Linked DNA regions of Mus musculus: region 2 is linked to region 1. Evidence: chromatin loops called from intact Hi-C (ENCODE). Cell type or tissue: heart. All regions are shown on one strand. Each heading gives the region's core, and the rest is flanking DNA. Links, peaks and the distances in the headings are about the cores only. Region 1 holds the start of Dock5 (dedicator of cytokinesis 5). Region 2 overlaps Dock5 (dedicator of cytokinesis 5).

The links. Hi-C counts contacts between places; a loop is a spot of excess contacts. Peaks named below come from ENCODE experiments on the same cell type or tissue, not always from the same donor. Only the 100,000 strongest peaks of a DNase experiment are listed, where the experiment ranks them.
Region 2: a loop joins it to region 1, with 3 times the contacts of the local background. A loop is called at or near these places in 1 of 42 quality-filtered maps.

The regions. Positions count from the first base shown.
Region 1 is chr14:67,928,771-67,938,507 of GRCm38, forward strand. Dock5 (dedicator of cytokinesis 5) reads right to left here and starts at 4,802. Exons shown (of 52, transcript NM_177780.3): 1 at 4,522-4,802. The coding sequence starts at 4,564. In heart, for the core only: CTCF peaks have their summits at 5,484 (motif pointing left) and 6,964 (motif pointing right); DNase peaks (open chromatin) are centred at 4,091, 4,531, 4,821 and 5,371; H3K4me3 peaks cover 2,073 bases; H3K27ac peaks cover 1,789 bases.
Region 2 is chr14:67,880,980-67,890,716 of GRCm38, forward strand. Dock5 (dedicator of cytokinesis 5) reads right to left here. Exons shown (of 52, transcript NM_177780.3): 2 at 220-303. Among named protein-coding and RNA genes, the nearest start is that of Mir6539, 26 kb to the left of the region's middle. In heart, for the core only: no CTCF peak of the experiment used is centred there; a DNase peak (open chromatin) is centred at 3,882.

The DNA of each region.
Region 1 (9,737 bases), core at 3,137-8,136:
CTTAAATTGGCCCTTGAGGATCTGTCCTACAAAGCCCGATGCCTGAGGCTAACTGGGGCAACCCAAGGACAAGGACACTGTGGAAGGGCTGACTGAGAAAGCCAGCGTCTCCCTCCCAAGGTTTCCCATCACACTATAGCTATAGATACCGGAAATCCCAACATGCATCAGTGAACAGCTCTGCAAACAGGCCACAAAGAATATAATCTTTGTTCTGGATACCAATGGCTGGTGTGGAAGCCGACTTAGAAATATACTTAAGCCAAGTGTCAGGGGCTAAGGCAGGAGAATGGGAAGTTAGCTCCAGGCCTGCCTGGGTTACAACGGGGAGACCCTGACTTAGAGAGAGACAGATTGAGAATGGTTGATTTAAAAGTTAAAGAGGGACAAGCATGTTTAGCACAGCTATGTGCTTAAAGTTCAAATATTAGTATTTTACATCTCTGTGCACTTAAACAGCAAAAAGGGAAAATACCAGGCCTGGTTCTATAGTTCCGTAAATTCAGTTACTTGGAATGTTGAGGTGAGAAGATTACAAATTCAAGGGTTGCCTTGGCTACTAAGGGAGTTCAAGGCTAGTGTGGCCAACCTAGCAAAACTCAATAATGAAAATTAAAGAGGCTGTATCTGGGGATACAGATCAATGCCAGAACACCTGCCTAACACTCACAAGGCCCTGCAGTCAGTCACCAGTACTGCCAATAAGGAAAACAGAAAAAGAAAAGTGAAGGGAAATATTCAGAGAATAACTATTTATTCTTAAGTACTTAGCACTCAGCTCTAAGCACCTCTTCCTGGAGTACTGATGTTTAGTATTAAACTACTTACTCGAGCCGGGCAGTGGTGGTGCACACCTTTAATCCCAGCACTTGGGAGGCAGAGGCAGGTGGATTTCTGAGTTCGAGGCCAGCCTGGTCTACAGAGTGAGTTCCAGAACAGCCAGGGCTACACAGAGAAACCCTGTCTCAATAAAACAAAAACAAACAAACAAAAAAAGTACTTACTTGAAAGAATTAAGTCTATCAACCCCCTTTCTGGATAACACAGATGTACACAGTGACCGTTTAGGTTCACTTAATGCTAGAAGGTGGACTAGCTAGTACTGTATCTGAGAACTAAGGACTCCTAGACACTTTCAGTCCCTTTTGAAAAACAACCAAGGGGAAAGCAAACACAGAAGGAGACAGAGGGGACAGTTACCTTCCCTAAGTGCAGATCACAGTCACACCTTCATAGCAGACCTGCCATGAGTGGCCGCCTCCCATGCAGCCCTGAGTCACCAAGCGCCCCATAGCTTCCTTCATCATCAGCCCTCAGAAATGACAAGTCCCACCATCAATACACCCAGTGGTATCCAAACAGTTCAGACTCTTAACTTCTTCCAATAGGACCCACGTTGGGACAAGTGGGGTGTCAAAGTTTAACTGGAAGAAAATCGCTTTACATCTCTAGAACAGTTCCGATAGCCTGCTTTACAAGGGCACCCCAGCATCGAGGGTGCACACAACAGAACACACTTACAGAGGAGGCCCCCCCCTTGCCCATAGCAGACATGTTCCAAGTACATGCTCTGCACAAATGCTTCTGAGAGGTTTAACTGATATTTAATCGGCATTGTCAAAAATGGAACAGCTAGTAATAAAATAGAATAATGTATGGAAACATAAGTCGTACGAATGCGTTCCTGTTCTCTCTCTCTCTCATATCCCATATCATATCCGGGCCTCCGTTGACTATTGAAAACTGTAACTGCAGAGGACAGAACTGTAAGGAGGATTACTGTTTACCTGGCCAAACCCTCTTACTGGCAGAAATAAAAACCCACAACCTTCACTTGCCAGAATCTTCCCCTGGAGAGACATAAGCAAACATCTACCCCCCTTTATAGAACAAACCAAAGTACAATTCCATCAAAAGTCACACTTGGGAGAGCCAATGACGAGTTCTCTGGGCTTCCTTACTGAGCACGAGAAGAGCAGGTGACCCCAAAGCAACCTCAACACTAGAAAGTCTCACCCCAGCGTGGATGACCGACTCCCCCTCCCGATAAATACCCTTGCACCCTTTACGTATGTGCAATTAGGGAAGAACTAATACCCTTAGTCATGCTGGGAATGGTGGTTACATGACTTTAATCTCAGCGCTCAGGAGGCAGGTTTGAACACAGGAGTTTGAGGCCAGCCTGGTCTACAAAAGTGAGTTCCAGGATAGCTAAGGCTACCCAGAGAAGCCCTGTCTCAAAAACAAAACAAAACAAAACAAAACACCCACAAACCACTAGTCAGAAGGGGTCAGAGGGAAGGGCTGGGGTCCCAGAAGAGAAACCAGTGACCTTCCTTAACTAAGCCTTCCTACATTAACAGTCAATAAAGCTGATTTGCTTCTGGCCAGTAGCCCCAGCTGTTCTGCTGAAGAGGCTAGCAGTCTATAGCACCCGGTAGGGGAGGGGGAATAAGGCAAGAAAGAAAGTAAGGTATGATCAAGAGATTGCAGTGAAAAGCTGCAGAGGTGAAGGAAGAAAGCAGAAGGCAGAACTGAACCCCAAGGAAAAAAGGCTGGGGTGTGGGATGCAGTGTATGTGTGGGGGGAAGGGGTGTCCTGTAGATGGGGGTACAAGCACAGGAGAGTGAAGTCCCACAGAAGTGACTTTCCATAGAATACCTAACCACAGAGATGAGTGGACTGTCTACAGTGAAGAGTTCACAGAAGGGGGAGGGACTTCAGTGTGGGGACTCTGACAACTGGACCCTGCAGCCAGGTACATCTGCTTCCAAATGCAAGAGCACAGAACCCGCCCCCTCCCACGAACACTCATCCCTGACGTCAGCGCATATTCTGTGCTTCAGCATCCATACCTACCAGGATCTGCTGTGTCTAGTGAAGTAACTGCCCCAGATTACACCCTGGAACAACTCTGCTAAGCTCTGTCCCCTAGAAACACTATCCGAACACTTTCAGTGCCCACTGATAAATAACCAAAAACCTGACTCCAAAACACGGGAATACTGGAAACATTCTTACTCCCGTGCCTATGGTTACATACAGCAAACCCATCGGAAACATACTTGTTGGGAACAACTTTTAACCCAGGTAAAGTTAGAAATGACCCTTTTATAATTAGTGGTTAGTTACTGCTAAGCATATTTTAGTCATTAATTAGTACTCTATAATGTTTAAATAAATTAATTTCCTCTTGTGGTACAGAAGATGGAAGCCAGGGCTTTAGGCATGCTCTATGATTGTCACACCCAACCCTTCATCCATTTTACAGTATTTCACTTACACAATGACCAGCTACTTACTAGCAGGTATCTAGTCAAGTTACTTATCAAGGCTAAGTCAAGACCTACTGATCTGGGACTGAAGAAATGTCACCTTTCCATGTAACCCACAGCCATGTGGAGGAGCAAAAATTCTAAAAGTAAAGACAAATTAAAAAAAAAAAGGTTGAGAATTATGCATATATATATGTGTGTGTGTGTGTGTGTATATATACATATTTGCAAATGTACATATGCAGGCTTTCAATCTGCATCACATTATAATATACTAAAGACTGAAGGCGGTGTCTGAGTCCCGGTTACATAGGCACATAGGACTTCATGTCTGTCACGGCAGACTGATAATTTCAGGCAGTGTTCCTGTGGGTCCAGGACTTGAAGGAAAAGAGGTGCGCTGACAGGAGTGAAGTAAGGGGTTGCATTTCAAACGCGCCAAGTGAGTGGACCTGAGAGAAAGTGATAAAATTCCCACACAACACACTTGTTTATTCCAGAGGCTCCATTTAAAGTCTAATTCTCCTGGCAATCGTCCGGCTAAAGGTGAGTGCTTCCTCCCTGACCTGGCTCAATGAAAAGTGAAAGTGGAAAGTTTTTCCACCTGGGTCCAACCCCTCAACGCCAAGGTTTCAGATCCAAACCTAGAGGCCAGAGTTCAGCAATGACGGAGCGCTAGGGTACTGCGAACACAAACGCCACCCGCTTGCGCGGAACCTACCCTCTTCCTGCCCCTGGGGGGAAGCTGTGTCACACCTCTCCAACCACGCCAGTAGGTCAGATGGGTGTCCTCACAAACAGCCCCAGGACCCCCTTGCCCTCCTTCCCACGCCTCACACTTCCTGCCTCTTCCATCACCTCTACTGGCAACTTCGGCTTCCCATTTTGTCTTTGACTGCGATCCGGACTGCAGTCCCAGGGAGGGAGGGAGAGAGGGAAAGGGACTCTGGAGCTTCCAAGTGGGATCTGGGGAAGGGCACTCGCAAAGCGCACCGTCCCACGTGCGGCCCTCGCTGGCCACCAACGGCAGTGGGGACCTGGCGCGTTCCCACAGTGTGCGCCACTAGAGTTGGGGTTCGGATAGGGGAGGATCAGAGTCCCCAAGCCTAAAAGCACTTTTACACCAGAGCGGGCTAGACTCCCGGGGTGCAGCAGCGGGACCGAGTGGCCGAGTGTGCGCGAGCTCCGCGGGGCCAAAGTGGACTCCCGGGCGCTCGGGCGAGGGTGGGGCGGGGCAAGCACTCACCAACCCCATACTTCTGCCTCTTGGTAGGGATCCAACGGGCCATGGCGACGACCTCGCCCCGCGGCGCTAGCGGCTACAGACACTCGTGCTCGGAGCGCTGCTGCGCCGGCCGGACTCCTCCGCCATGTTCCGGCAAAACTTGGACGACTTTGGCGCGCCGGCCGCGTCTACGCCGTCCCGCCTCGCTCGCGCCCGGGGCCCCGCACGCACGCCCGCTCGCCCGCGGTCACCTGCTGGGACCGGCGGCCGTGCAGCCCCGCGCGCCCTCCCCGGCGCCGCCCGGGCTCCTCCCGCTGGCCGCGCCCTCTGCGCCCCGGGGCCGCCCGCCTCCCCCGCCGGCTCCGCCTCGCCCGGCTGGAGCCGCAGCCCGGAGCCGCCCGCCCGGTCCTCCCAGCGTCGGCTCTGCGATTGCCCAGCGCTCCCGGGCTGCTGCGCCGCCGAGCGCGGAGGAGGAGCTGGTGAGAGTCACCGGTCGCCTCCGGACGCTCAGTAAATATTTGTTGAATGAATGAGCCGTGAGCTCCCGCCTTCGCCTCCGGGAGCGTCTGCTGCAGCCCCGAGAGAGCCGGAAGCCGAGCTTCAAGGTCCGCAGAGAACTGGTGCAAGGGACACGGGCGCTTCAGAAGTAGACGTATCCAATCTAGAAGACCCTCCGTTAGGACACTGTTGACAAAGCGCTAATCCGGAAACCCCAAACTCAGGGATTTATTTCTCCTCAGTTGCAGCAACACAAACTTTCACACTAAGGGAAGAAGTTCGCTCCAAAAGGTTCCCCTTTCCAACTGACCCCCTGCCCAGAAGGCATCCTTGTGGGGAGGACCCCAGAACATCTACCACCACCACCACCACCCCACCCCCCAACTCCCACCACTGTCCTTTTTCAGCCTGGGACTGAGGACTCCAAAAGGCAGTTGTGCGTTAAACTACACAGGGGTGCGCTTGGCGCCCTCTGCCGGCGGGGAGACGCGCTTCCATCTTGGAGAGACCTCCAGAATGAAAAAGCTACTTAGTAGTAAGGACACCTCACACTTAGAAGTAAAATTTCAGACTAACCAGCCAACCAGTTAGCTTCGCCATCTGAAAAATACCTCTTGCGGGAAATTGTGTTGTTCTTGGAGTCTGTGGAGGCTTTCTTGCCGGTTTGGAACCTGACAAGAACAGAACATGTAATTAAAACACACAGTAATAGACAGTAATGCTTGATTAGAGATGAGTGAACTCTGATGACTTTTTGCAAACCATGCCTGAATATATATATATATATATTAGTCTTGGTTTTCCTCCTGAGAAAGTAAGTTCTGAACTTAAAGTCCTGGTTGAAAGAAACAATAGGTACTTATGACCGTGCTTCAGCCATCTTTCTTAAAGTGGTTCAGTCGCATCTCTTTTTTTTTAATGCCAGTTTTTATTCTTGATAGTTGAGATCTTAAAGTTGAGTATGATTACATAATGTGTCATTTATCTCCTTTGTGATTTAAAGTTACATGTTCATTGTATACTTAATACTGAATATTTAGAAAAATAAAATCACCAAAAATTCTAAGCAATAGGGAAGCAATCAACCAAACTACAAACTGAGCTACTGTACTAAGCAGTTCTCAAAAGAAGAAATTAAAAATGGCTAAGGAAACACTCTAAAAAAAGAAAGAAAAAAGTTCCAATAGGAATCTATTTATAATACACAGCAAGACATATTTCCATCAGTGTAGACCTGACATCCACAAAGATTTCCACCATCTCCCCAAAAATAACTTCTTCTAGGTCAATGATGTTGTGATCGACTTAACCACCCAAGCTAGATAATTTCTCTTCCTTCCGCCCTAAGTGACCTACTATGTGTTGGGCACTGTTCCTGGAATGGAGGTTCAGTAGTGAGGTAAATGAGACCCCTACCTTCACACAGCTGTTGGAAGAAGTTAAGACTTGAAATTAATGCATGCCAAAGGAGGCTAGGCCTGCAAAGAGAAACCCTAGCCAGGAACATGGGGAGTGTGGGTGCCAGAGATTTACACAGAAACATCTGGAAAGACATCTGAGATAAGGGGAGACTGAAAGGCAGAACTACAGGAAGTGAGGATGACCCCATGATAAAAGGGGGAGTGTTCTGGACCACATGGACAGCAAACACAAAGGCCACCAAGCAGGTCTAACAGGCTCCAAACTGGCATAGAATCCTGGACAGCGAGTGATCTGAGCGAAACAGGAAACTTGGCTCAAGAGGCACCGGCGAAGGAGGGCCATGACCCGGACGAGGACTTCCTGTGTTGTTACAGATTCTAAAGGTTCTCGGGCTTGTGTCGGTGGGGATACCAGACACTGTCCAACTGTGTCTGCTGTGGTGTGAACCGACTGACTCTAAAGGGCTAACTAAGGATGCCAGTTAATGGAGAACGCCAGGGATGGTAGGCTGCTGTGAAAGGGGCTGGAGTTCTAGACATAAACTGAAGGGGGCGCCAACAGGAAGACAGTGCGAGCAGAGAGGGATTCTCTATGAAGCTTACTGGCCTCTCTGATTTACCAGTCAAAGATGCACATAGGCTCTACAAATTTTGATTTTGTAGTGTGAGGGATAAAGTAAAGAATGACCCGGGGCTTGAACGACTGGTGATCACAGCTGTCATTTCTGTTTGTTGTTGATCTTCCATGATAGCATCCTTGTGCATATCCTCTGCTTTGGATCAAAGTTTACCTTTGAGTATTTCCTAGGACTTACTCCCCCCCCCCTCAGCTATTACTCCCCTTGGACCTTTAGTAGCTGTCAACCTTGGTCTGGAGCTTAGGTCTGGGCTGCCCTGGGGCAGGAGCTGCCCTGAGTTGCCTCAGTTGCCTGTGTGCAGGGAAGTGATGATCTTTGTTCTTTAAGCAGGCTTTTATCTTCCTTCCTTCCTTCCTTCCTTCCTTCCTTCCTTCCTTCCTTCCTCCCTCCCTCCCTCCCTCTCTCCCTCCCTCTCTCCCTCCCTCCTTTCTTTCTCCCTTCCTTCCTTCCTTCCTTCCTTCCTTCCTTCCTTCCTTCCTTCCTTCTTCCCTTCCTTCCTTCCTTCCTCCCTCCCTCCCTCTCTCTTTCCCCCTCCCTTCCTCTCTCTCTCTCTCTCTCTCTCTCTCTCTCTCTCTCTCTCTCTCTTTTCACTTAATGAACACTAGGAGCGTTAATCCTTTTACTCAGTGGAACTTAGTTTCAACCAGAACCATTTCAATTGATTGACACTTTGATCTTTCCAAAACTTCAGGTTCGAATTTGGACTCTGGAGATTTCAGGCTTTGCAATCGTTGATTGCTTTTATGAAAAGAGTTGCAGGGAATGGAAGAAACTTCCAGTGTGTTTATTCTTTTCCCTCTGCAGACTGAAGTCCACCCACTTTGTGATATCAGATGGTTCCATTCCCAGTCCATTTAAATCATAAAAGCACAGCTATTCAAAGTCTTGTTATTAAAATGAGGTTTAAAATTAGACAGCTGACCAGATGGGTGGGTGGAATAACAGCACGTTTCCCAGAATTATTTTTTTCCTTTTCCTCTGGTGTCTTTTCAGAAAAACATAAGAGAGAGAGAGAGAGAGAGAGAGAGAGAGAGAGAGAGAGAGAGAGAAATTAATTCCACAATTGCAGCTATCTAGAGTCTAAAGCCCATAAAGATACCAGCAACTCTTGCACACAAGAATATTCACATCTGTGCTTGTGGGAGCTCCAGAGAAAGAAACAAAGAGAAATGAATTTCCAGGGTAGGCTAATTGACTTGAATTCTATAGTTATCCCTGACAGTACCTAATATAGGATACGAAGACAGCTGGCTAGCCAGGGCTCTACTTTCCCCATTAATCAGGTCTATTTTACCAAGTTTGACTGACACAACTTTCTTGTGAGAAGATATGGGTTCTGTTAAGGACAGTTTTGTGGGTGTTGGTTTGTTTTGTTTTTTTTTTTCTACATAGGGAGATGAGTTGCTGCTGGAAGTGCAGGAAATAACGAGAAATACAAATGATGACTGGTTCTAAGCAGAGGTTTGTGGGCATTTACAGGCAAATGCAGTGGAGCAAGAAATGGACTGGAATTTGGGACCCTTGAGCTGAATGGGGCAAAGGGGCTCCTCTTTCGATCCCCACAAACACTTCCTCAGGCATCCCAGAGATGCTCACATGACGCTCTAATGCCAAACTGTGCAGGTGCTGAGCATCGCCAGACCATCCTCATCCTCGGGTCTGCCATCTTTGGAGGCAACGTGGACCCTAAAAGTTAGCACAAGAATCGTGGTTTTCAAACCACCCCTCTCTTGATCCCCTTTGTGGGAAGATTTATGCTTGGTCAGCACTTCAACCTCTTTTCACACTACAAAACAAGACCCTCACAGTTTTATTTCTAGGATGTCCTTTGTCACAGACATCTACATAAGTTGGTCCCACCTTGCGGAGGAAATTGATGCTAAGAGCATTAAGAAATCATTAGTTCGTTTGCTCAGCGGCTGGACAGCTGGACGTGGCGCCATGGTGTGCTGTAACCCCAGGGACTCTATAGGAGATCTCTATAAGGAGGTAGAGACAGGAGGTTTGCCCTGAAGCTTGCAGGCCTCATGCGCATGTGATACACACACACACACACACACACACACACACACACACACACACACCAGCACTCACAAACACAGACACAGAATTTTAAATTAATCATCAGTGTGTTGAAACTGTAACACGTTCCCAGTCGTGTGAGGCAGATGAGAGCTCTTCAATTTAAAAAGAACTACATTTATATAGTTGTAAATAGTATATATGGTTTTTGAAAAGTCCGTGTATGTACATTAAAAATATCTTCATAAAGCTTGGCAGGGTCATACACACCTGTAACCCAAGCACTCAGAAGATGGAAATAAGAGGATCAAGAGTTCAAGACCAGCCTAGGATACATGAAACCCAGTCTCAAGACACAAAAAATAGGAGCTAGAGAGATAGCTCCATGGTCAAGAGCACTTAGCGTTTGCAGAGGCCCCGGGTTCTGTTTCAGCCATGCAAGGCAGCTCACAAACACATGTAACTCCAGTTCCAGGGCATCTGGCATCTTCTTCTGACCTCTGTGGGTTCCTGTGTGCATGTGGGGCACATAAATGGATGCCGGCACGCACATAACATGAAATAACAAATAAACCTTTTAAAACAAACTTAGTAAAACTGTTCAAATGAGATAAGGATGAAAGTTAGGAGGTAATATGGAAATCTCGTGGGCTGTGAG
Region 2 (9,737 bases), core at 1,525-6,524, 49 kb before region 1:
ACTCTGGTGTCTGGGCATATCCACATTCCCATGAAGCGGGTGTGTTGAAAATTACTCTCCGTATAGGGCTGTGTGACCTTAGGTACTTCCTAGGCTCTCATTGTTGGCCCTGCAGCAGGAGGAGTAGAGCACATGGATCCTAACACTTAGTGCTTCATTGTTAACGAATTCCTACTGATTCTTCGTGGGCCCCTCCCAGCAGAAGGCAGATACACTCACCCTCATACATCTCCAGGATGTGGACGGTGTCGCCGATCTGCAAGGAGAGCTCCACATCTTGAGATGCATTGTAGTTGTAGATGGCTGTTAATGAGAGGAACCAAAGGGGGTGGATTAGAAAACATGCACTTTTAAAAAGTTACTGCCCGGTACATTTGTTCTCACTTGCTTCTCTGCTATGGTGATAAAATCCTGACCAAGTTTATAATCTATCATCTAGAGGAGCCGAGGCGGGAGCTGAAGTAGAAACCATGAAGGATCATTGCTTTCTAGCTTGCTTCACCTGGCTTGCCCAGCTACTTTACTTAAACAGCCCCGACCCACCTGCCTAAGGATGGTACCACCCACAGTGGGCTACCCTCCACCAGCCAACAGATAAGACAAGCTTTCAGACCAAGAATTCATCAGCTTAGGCTCTCTCTTTCCAGGACTGTCAAGTTAACAGCCAACACTATCCATTACAGTATTTAATAAGTCAGCCACCTCTGTTGGATGATTTCATATTATCCTCTGTATGTAAAGCATTCAACAGAGCTGTATATGTCCTCCAATATGCTGACTGGTTGCCTAACACATACCACATCCTGTGTCAGATAAAAAAAAACATAGATGTAGCCTCTGTTCCTAGGAAACATGATAGTCTAGTGGGAGGAAGAAAGATATTGAGTGTACAATCCAGATCCCAGAAATAACTCTTTAATTGAACTTGGGACAACACTACCGAAGAATCCAGGCTAGCGAATACAATGAGAACCTCTGTAGGTCAGTCCCCTTGTCCATGAGACAACAGCCAACATGAAACTCATTTAAGCTTATGGTCTTCAGGGAACAGGGGGGGTGGTCTCTTGGCTTCCTTGACACGGTGCTCAGCAGTCACTTGAATGCATTTGAGTGACATCTACCTCTAGTAACAGAGTGATATAGGTCACAATGCGGGGATGGTGCCTTTTCCCAGCCCTCAATACCCTGGGGACAGAGTAAACCTAGCACCCCGCAATCCTGAAGACCATGTTAAGTCCCCAGAACAGAAAGCAGCAGACTAAATCACAACTGAACCAGGGGTGACCAGGCCAGAGCTTTGCATAGGTGCTTTACCATAACTCCACAGGAGTGACTAAGAGGCATATGAAAACACACTCAGTAATGTTAGTCACGAGGGGAATGCAAATCAAAACCCCCATCAGATGCCACGTCCACACCTCCTGGAACAGCTGCATTTAAAAAGATGTTGGCCAAGACAACGGAGCAGCTCGAACTCACCACCTTGGCTGGTAGGACTGCAAAATGGGAGCCCCTTTAGAAACAAGATCGACAGTTTCTTAAAAATTAAATAAACTTACCAATTTATTTAAATTAGTTTAAATGTAAATTTAATTAATTTTTATCTTTAATAAAAATTAGATTTATAAATTAATTAATAATTAAATTTAAATAATTAGACTCAGCAAACCCACTCCTAGGAGAGCGACAGAAAGAAGAAAAACCTATACACTTACACAATACCCTTAGCTCAATGTTAGTAGTTGCTACATTGGGAAGAGATTTCTAAACCAATCTCCTGCAGCTGTGGGTGCTGCCTCATTAGGATCTTTAGTTACCTCAGGGTGTTTTCTACAAGGTGAGGAAAGATTAGAATGTGTGGAAGCTGAGATGTGCTGTGCCAGCCACCATTAGGAGCCAGCAGTAGCATGGGCTGGACTCTCCTGGGAGTCTCCAGGGGGCATGCAGACCAGTCCACACCTTCATTTCAGAACTCTGGGCTCCAGAACTTGAGGTAACACATTCCTGTTGTCCCCAGCCACTGAATATGCCACCATTTGCTCTAGCAGCCACTGGAAACCAACGTGGCTGTGCTAATAAACAAGATGAAACAGGTCAGCTATGGCTGGGTACACAGCTATGGATGGTATAGTGTGCTGTGATGTCCAGGTGGACTGCACGACCCCGCCCTGTGAGGATAGAAAAACTCAGTGATATCCAGACTCTTACAAACTGTGGTGTGGCACAGACAGAGCCTAAGCGTACCCTCCCCTACACTGTCACTCCAGATGCCTGACAGACCTAAAATAATGTAGGTGGTAGTAGGCAACGGTTACATTGTATCACATGAGAACTACAACCTGTGAAGTTTCTGCCCCGTAAACCTGAGGACCTGACATTGGAAACCCAGCCCCCATTTTTCATGCCAGGTTTGGGCACATGTGCATCTGTAACCTTGCCAAGGGATATGAAGGCAGGAAGATGGGGCTCGGGAAAGTCGGCCAGTCTATCTAGTCAGTTAGCTCCAGGTTCAGTGAAAGAACCTGTCTCAAAAAATAAAGCGGAGAGCAGTGAAATAAGACACCTAATGCTGACCTCCGCCCTCCACACACATATATCCTATATGCATGCATATGCATGTACCCATGCATATATACATACACCACACACACACACAGAGAAAAAAATGAGAACAAAAATATATCTACACATATTCAATAGACACAGTATCTTTTCTGGATAGTTTTGATCTGAAGTGAACCACACCTTGTTAAACAATATCGAGTCCCCTTCCCACCATCGAACATATTGACTGGTTGCCTATTTTGTATCACAAACTGTCTTAGAGAATAACAAACACAGCGATGTGGCTCCTGAGCCCTAGTTAAAACAGATAGAGGGCTGACAAGTATGCTAAGCAAAAGAAGACACAGGCAAATACATTTATATTCCATGTGTCTCTGGAATGTTCGGGAGTTGACAATGTCAGACATTACAACAAATTATTTGCTGCTCTAGCATATGGGTATGAGAATGGACCCCTGAGCAATCTATCCATTGAGGAACTTGTTAGGGAGGTGAACGCGCCCCAAACTGAACTGTGGCAACAGTTAAATGGTTCCATCATTATTTACTGAGGTCACTAGACGGGGGTGAGGGGGGGTGGGGGGGGGTGGGAGGAAGGCTCAGTGGTTAGAGCTCTTACTGCTGTTGTAGAGATCTAGGTTCAGTTCCCAGCACCCATATCAGGCATCATACCTGCAGTTTCAGGGGACCTAACACCATCTTCTAGCCACAGATATTTGCTGGCGTGTGGGGCACATCAGTTCACACAGGCACACACACACATACACACAAATATACATAAATAAAAACAAGCATTTAAAAAAAACCATTGAGCATTGAAAATACGTGGATATGACAGTCTGTATATTATGTTTCGGAGAAAAAGTTCTTTAAATAGATTTATTTCTTGTCTTTATTACCGGGTAATCTGTACCCATCCAAGAAAAAACAGTACCAACTTGGGAGACTCAGCTATAAACAAGGAATTCCCTGTAGGATTCATCTCTACAGGTCTGAACAACAGGATGGCCACTCAGTCCATCCTCATATCCTACCCACTAGGGAAAAGAGGTGTCCCATCATTGCCTGTGGCTGGGCACATCCTGTTCTTCCCTCCCTGGGCTGCAGTAAACTTGTCAGCACCCCTAGGCTCCCAAAGAGAATGAGCACCCCCCCCTCCGCCCCTGGGGCTTCTCTCAGAAATGGCCTCTCACTCAGGATGGAGGTCGCAGTTCCGAATAGTGTCCTTCTGCAGGGTACTTGGAGAAGTACCCTGGCAGCTGTTTTCTATTGCGCTTTCAGAGTAGGCTGTGGTTTTTGAATAAGGACTGGTTGGGGAAGTGGGTTAGGAGAAGTGAGTGACACAGAAGGCAGGAGGAGGGAGCTCCAGCCTCCCAGGCCTGTTGATGAGTTCCCAGCCTCCAGCTGCTGCTATTACTCACCAGTGCAACTCCATCTGACTGCTACAGTTTGCTCCAAGGGTTTACCCCTGAAGGATATGGTGGGTTTGCTACAGAAAACATGGCCCTGAGATTCCCGACACCAACTAGACTCCATTCACAGCTGTCCCCTAAAATGCTTCTTCCTACCACCCCTCCTCCATGGAAACAGGAAGTAGTGAGGCCACTTTGTCACAGGCTGGGTAATGACCATCTTCACTCTTCCTGATTCTTAGTCACGGGAAAGTAAGCAGAGGCTCTCAAAGGCAGTCTCCTGCTGTTGGCTCCAGGTAAAAGCACCTACCTGGGACTGGGGAAATACAGGTGTGCATATTTGCACATACACATGCACGTTCGCATATACACATGAGTATACACACACACACACAAACACACACACACACACACACACACACACACACTCACAACCAAAGACCAGCAATCTCCAAATGTTCCAGCCCTATAATTAAGGCTGCACTTTTCCTCTACTGTCTGTCAAACTCACCCTCTTCTCTGGCCAATACTTTCGGATGCTCAGGGGCTGGAGAGATGGCTCTGCAGTTAAAGAGCACCAGCTGCTCTTCCAGAGGACCTGGGTTCAATTCCCAGCACCCACAAAGGGGCTCACAACCACCTGTAACTCCAGTCCAGGGGCTAGTAGGCCCTCTTCTGGCCTCCACAGGCACCCAGCATATCTCGTACAGAGAGACACATGCAGACAAAACAGCTGTGCACATAATATAATTTCTTTCAAAGAGACTTATAATCTCCTTAAAAATTGATGTTCAGCTCCTGTCTTAAACACCGCCGCTCTCTTCGTTAGAACAATCCAAATCTCACATCCACAATTCGACTCCACAAACAGCCCCTGAGCACCCCTCTCCACCCTGCATGACATCTCTCTTCTCTGAAGTACCACAGCTTTCCCCTTGCAGAAATCCCAGTTAGCAATCCCAGCTAGTCCTGTGCATCTGCCGGCCACAATGAGGAGGTGAGGCCCTCCCGAATGTGGACCTGTCTTTAGACTGCCTTCAGCCAACTACTCATGAGACAGAGACTTAGACATAACCCAAAGAGTAATCCAAGGTACAGATGACAACTCTTGACTTGTTTACATATTGATTTATTTTAAGCATCACCATATGCCATGTTATCCTCCTAACGCTATATATCTATATCTATATATCCTAACGCTCTGTATCTTTATATCCCCAGTCTCCATCTTCCCAGGGCTGGGATAGCAGGCTTGTTGCCACCCACGTACAGTGTATGCCATGTGATTGAACCTAGGGCCTTTGAGCATGCTCGGCCAGCATTCTAATATCTGAGCCATGTTTTCCACTCCTTATTCTACATTTTAAGCATATAGTTTGTCTTTTTTTTTTAATATCCTATTAACCTGTCTTCCCACCTCCACTCCTCCATCCCTAGTGCCCTTGTTCCTTTCAAATACTCTTTCTACTTTCACATTACATATACATGCATGTGTGTGTATATACATACATACACATATGCATTTAGAGTACAACATCTGTCATTCTCAGGCTGACTGACTGCTGATGCAAGGCTCTACACTTGTATCCATCTCCCTGCAAATACATAATTTCATTCTTACTTTTTAATGGCCGAATAAAAACTCCATTGAATATGCACACATTTTCCAAAAAAAAAGTATTTGTAAATATTATTTATAACTCTTCTATAAAACACACAAGACAGTCCAGTCATTCGCCCTTCTTCCCCCAATGCAACCATGTTTCTGCTTCTTTCCAAAACGGCACCTGTGGTTTCCCATTGCACAGGAATAGATAGGTTATCAGAAGTCACCCCCCAGATACTTGATCACACAAGAAAAAAACATGTATAATTCCTACTGGGGACAGATTTCTTCAGCAGTGTTCCTCAGAAATGGGCCAAAACACCTGTGCTCTATCCCATTCATGTCTCTGGGTAAAAGTGTAAACAAGACTGCAGTCACTTACAATCCGGTCCTTCCAACTCAGATCTTGAGAGCCCCGCCCTCCACTTCCCTCACCTGAGGACACCTCAGATTTCCCCTGCAGCTACTCTTACACAACTCTGCCAAACCACACAGCATGCAACAGGAAAGAAAGCACTAAGCACTAAATTCAGCCTGGCAGCAGCAAGGCTCTCGGTGAGACAGTACAGTTACCTCAGCCCATGATGGCCAGTAACAGTAACAGCGTACCCTGGAATAGTCTACAACCAAGATTTCTCTCACTAAATGGAATTGCTAGCTCTAAAGCCATCCTTTATCATACAAACCCATGGCTGGTGATCACCCTGTGCTAGCCTGATACTGTTTTAAGCACAGGATAAGTGCACCTAGGAGAGAAACTAATGTTTTCATTCTAGACCGTGAATAATTGTTACAAAGAATTGTTACAAAGGACTGGTGAGATAGCTCAGTGGTTAAGAGCAGTGACTGCTCTTCTAAAGGACCTGGGTTCAATTCCTAGCACCCACATGACAGTTCACAATTGTCTGTAATTCCAATTCCAAGGGATCCAACACCCTCACACAGACATGCATGCAGACAAAACACCGACCAATGCACATAAAATGAAATTTTTTAAATTATTGTAAATATCAATGCCTGTACATTATGTGCATTATGTGTCCTTGGGGCTTGGGGAGGTGGTGAGCCTCCATGTGGGGGCTGGGAATCAAACCTGGGTCTTTCATAATAAGGAGAAGTGCCTTTTACCACTGAGCCAACTCTCCAGCCATTATTTTTAAAAGGAAGGGAGGGAGGGGGGGAGGGAGAGAGGGAGGGAGGGAGGGAGGGAGGAAGGGAGGGAGGAGGGAGGGAGGGAGGGAGGGAGAGAGAGAGTTGAACAAACGCTGGGGATGTAGCAAGGGTGGCAAAGAGCACTTACACATGAGCCCTGGGTTCAACCCCCAGCCCAACATAAACCAGGCATGGCAGCACATGCCATAATCCCAGCTCTGGGAAGGAGATGGCAGGCGGGAGAATCAGTTCACCCTTGCCTACACAGAAAGCTGAGGCCAGACTTGGTTACAGGAGAGCCCTTCTCAAAACAAAACAACAAATCCCCAGAAAGTGAAAGGGACAGCTAGGGAAAGAGCGAAGCTAGGATGTCCTAAATTAAACAGAGCAGAATTCGAGACTCTTTTTTTCTTCCCCTTTTTTCATTTGCAAACAGCATGCCTTTCAAGGACTTAACTTAATCTAGACCTCAGTTTCTCATCTATAAAACAAGAACCAGACTGGATGACTCAAGGGCCGTTAGCTCCAGCTTCCTGATTCATGAAGTGACAATCCAGGCCAGAGAGAAGAGCTGCTTTGAACTGGCAGGCACCACCGCAAGCTCTTGTTTTGTCTGAGGAAATTAAACAAGAATAGGGAGTCGGCTGCATAAAAATTGCTTCCCTGACTGCTTTGTACAAGGTTGGGAGAGACAAATTGCTGGAATTCTTCCCTAAGCAGCTTACTGTTTATACCAGGAAAGTGTAGTTTTTGCAGAGCCAAACAGACAAGACAGTATGTCTACAAATGTAAAATAAGTCTGCATCCCACCAAATCCTAGATTTAGCTTTTTCTTTGAAACGAGGCTTATACAAGGGGGGGGGGGGTCTGAAGATGAAAGAAAATTGAAAATTGCATAAGAAGCAATCAAAAGAACACTTTTAGAAGCTGCAAATAGGACCAGTTTTGAAGAAGTTTTTGGCCACGAGCTATAAATCTTTCTAATGAATTGAGATCTTTCACGAGTTCCCAAATTATAGTCCCCCAAGGAACAACTGGAACCTTTAATTTTTTTTATAGATAGAATCTTCAGAAGTGTCCAGCCAAGCAAAGGATACCGTCCCAAGCTGAGTCCTTCGCTAGTCTGAATATTAAGGTGATTAATGGACTTATTCATCTCCATTTTGAACCTTGTCTATCCGTCTGTCTGTCTGTCTCTCTCTCTCTGTATGTGTGTGCATGTGACAAGGTCTCCTACCTCGGTCCCCAAGGCAGGATAGGCCTGTACCACTACATTTGTTTTGTTGTTGTTGTTGTTTTTCATTATTATATTTATCTATCTGGGTTTGGCCATTAGTTTTATCAAGACTATAAAGAGCCGCAACTATCTTTGACATTCATTCTGGCTTTAATGCACTAATATTCTTAAAGGCCAAATGGAATTTTTTTAATCTGAGATATAACATCACAATAATGGCGAGAAAATGATATTCGACAACAGGCATCCTACCAAGAAGTACAAAAAGTCCATCACTTCACGCCAACAAGCAGGTTTCAAACTGGCCTATGTGCACTGCGATAGCCATGTCCCATCCTGCGCTGACGTGCCGGAGCCAGGGGCTTCCAATCAGATGCCTGCTGCAGTTCTTAACAACAGTGCCCTCGCCCAAGAGGAACAGGAGCTTCCAGGTTTCTCATTTCTCAAGCACTCAGAAGAACAGTGGCTGTCACGACAAACTTACTGGCTATTATTCCAGAAGCTTCTTTTTTGTTGTTTTTATTATTATTTTATGTGCATCAGTGTTTCGCCTCCACGTATACCTATGTGAGAGTGTTAGAGGCCCTGGAACTGGAAGTATAGACAGTTGTGAGCTGCCATGTGGGCGTGGGGAATTGAACCCAGTTCCTCTGGAAGAGCAGCCAGTGCTTAGAACAGCAGAGCCTTCTCCCCCACCTAAATTCCAGAAGTTTCTAATCTGAAGATCCTATATAAGTTTATAGGTGGACTGTCTTGACCTTGATAGAGATTAGCCCAACTATAGATTACCAGAGCTGGTACTAAAAGCCTACCTCACCTAAACTAACATGAGATTAGGTTTAATCTTTTATGAGAGGAGAGCTGAAACACAGCAATTCAAAATTACAGAACAAAAATGTCCGTGGGATACGAACACACACAGGGACTTTTCACCCCACAGCTTCCTCATCTAAGAACAGAGGGTCACAGCCCATTACTCATACGGTTTGTAGAGCCCAGAAAGGGGAATCTGAGCGGCGGCCCTCGGACTATGACTAACACCTAGCAGGCACTGACTCCAGGGCAGTCACCTGCCCTCTCCTTTGTCCTCTTCCTTTCCCTGCTCAGCTTCCTACTTAGAGTACAACAGCACCCGAAATCCTTAAGGATGGACGCTGTAGTGCTCACCTACGTCAGCAGCCACCGAAAGAAAACTGCCAATCAAGAAGGACTGGAGCAATCAGAGGATGAGGTGATCTTCCAAGTCCTTCCTGGGTTGCTGGACAGTGGCCTGCATTTGATGGGTATGGGGGTGCGGGGTGCATTTTACTGTAGGAAGCTAAGTGTTACTCGGAAGAAGCGGCACTTCGATCTGGGATGTCTTAGTATCTAAGTTCTCTCTCTGCCTCCTATCTCTTCCAAGCATTTCTGTAATGACTCAAGGGAGGAGCCACGGTGTGAGTCAGAACGGCCAGCAACACTCTTCATCAGACCTCTCCATCTGAGGATCGTTGGTTTATCTGTCTGTCTGTCTGTCTCACTGACCTTCTGTTCCTTTTCACTCAACTCCTTCTTGGTAATCAAAATAAGAGGAAAACAGAGGGGCGAGGCTCTGATTCTAACTAAGACAGTTTTAGGCACACGAGAGAGAAAGAAGCCCAGAACATCCAATCACAAACGCTCTCATAAGACTGCAGGGGAGCCGGGTGTGGTGGCGCACGCCTTTAATCCCAGCACTCGGGAGGCAGAGGCAGGTGGATTTCTGAGTTGGAGGCCAGCCTGGTCT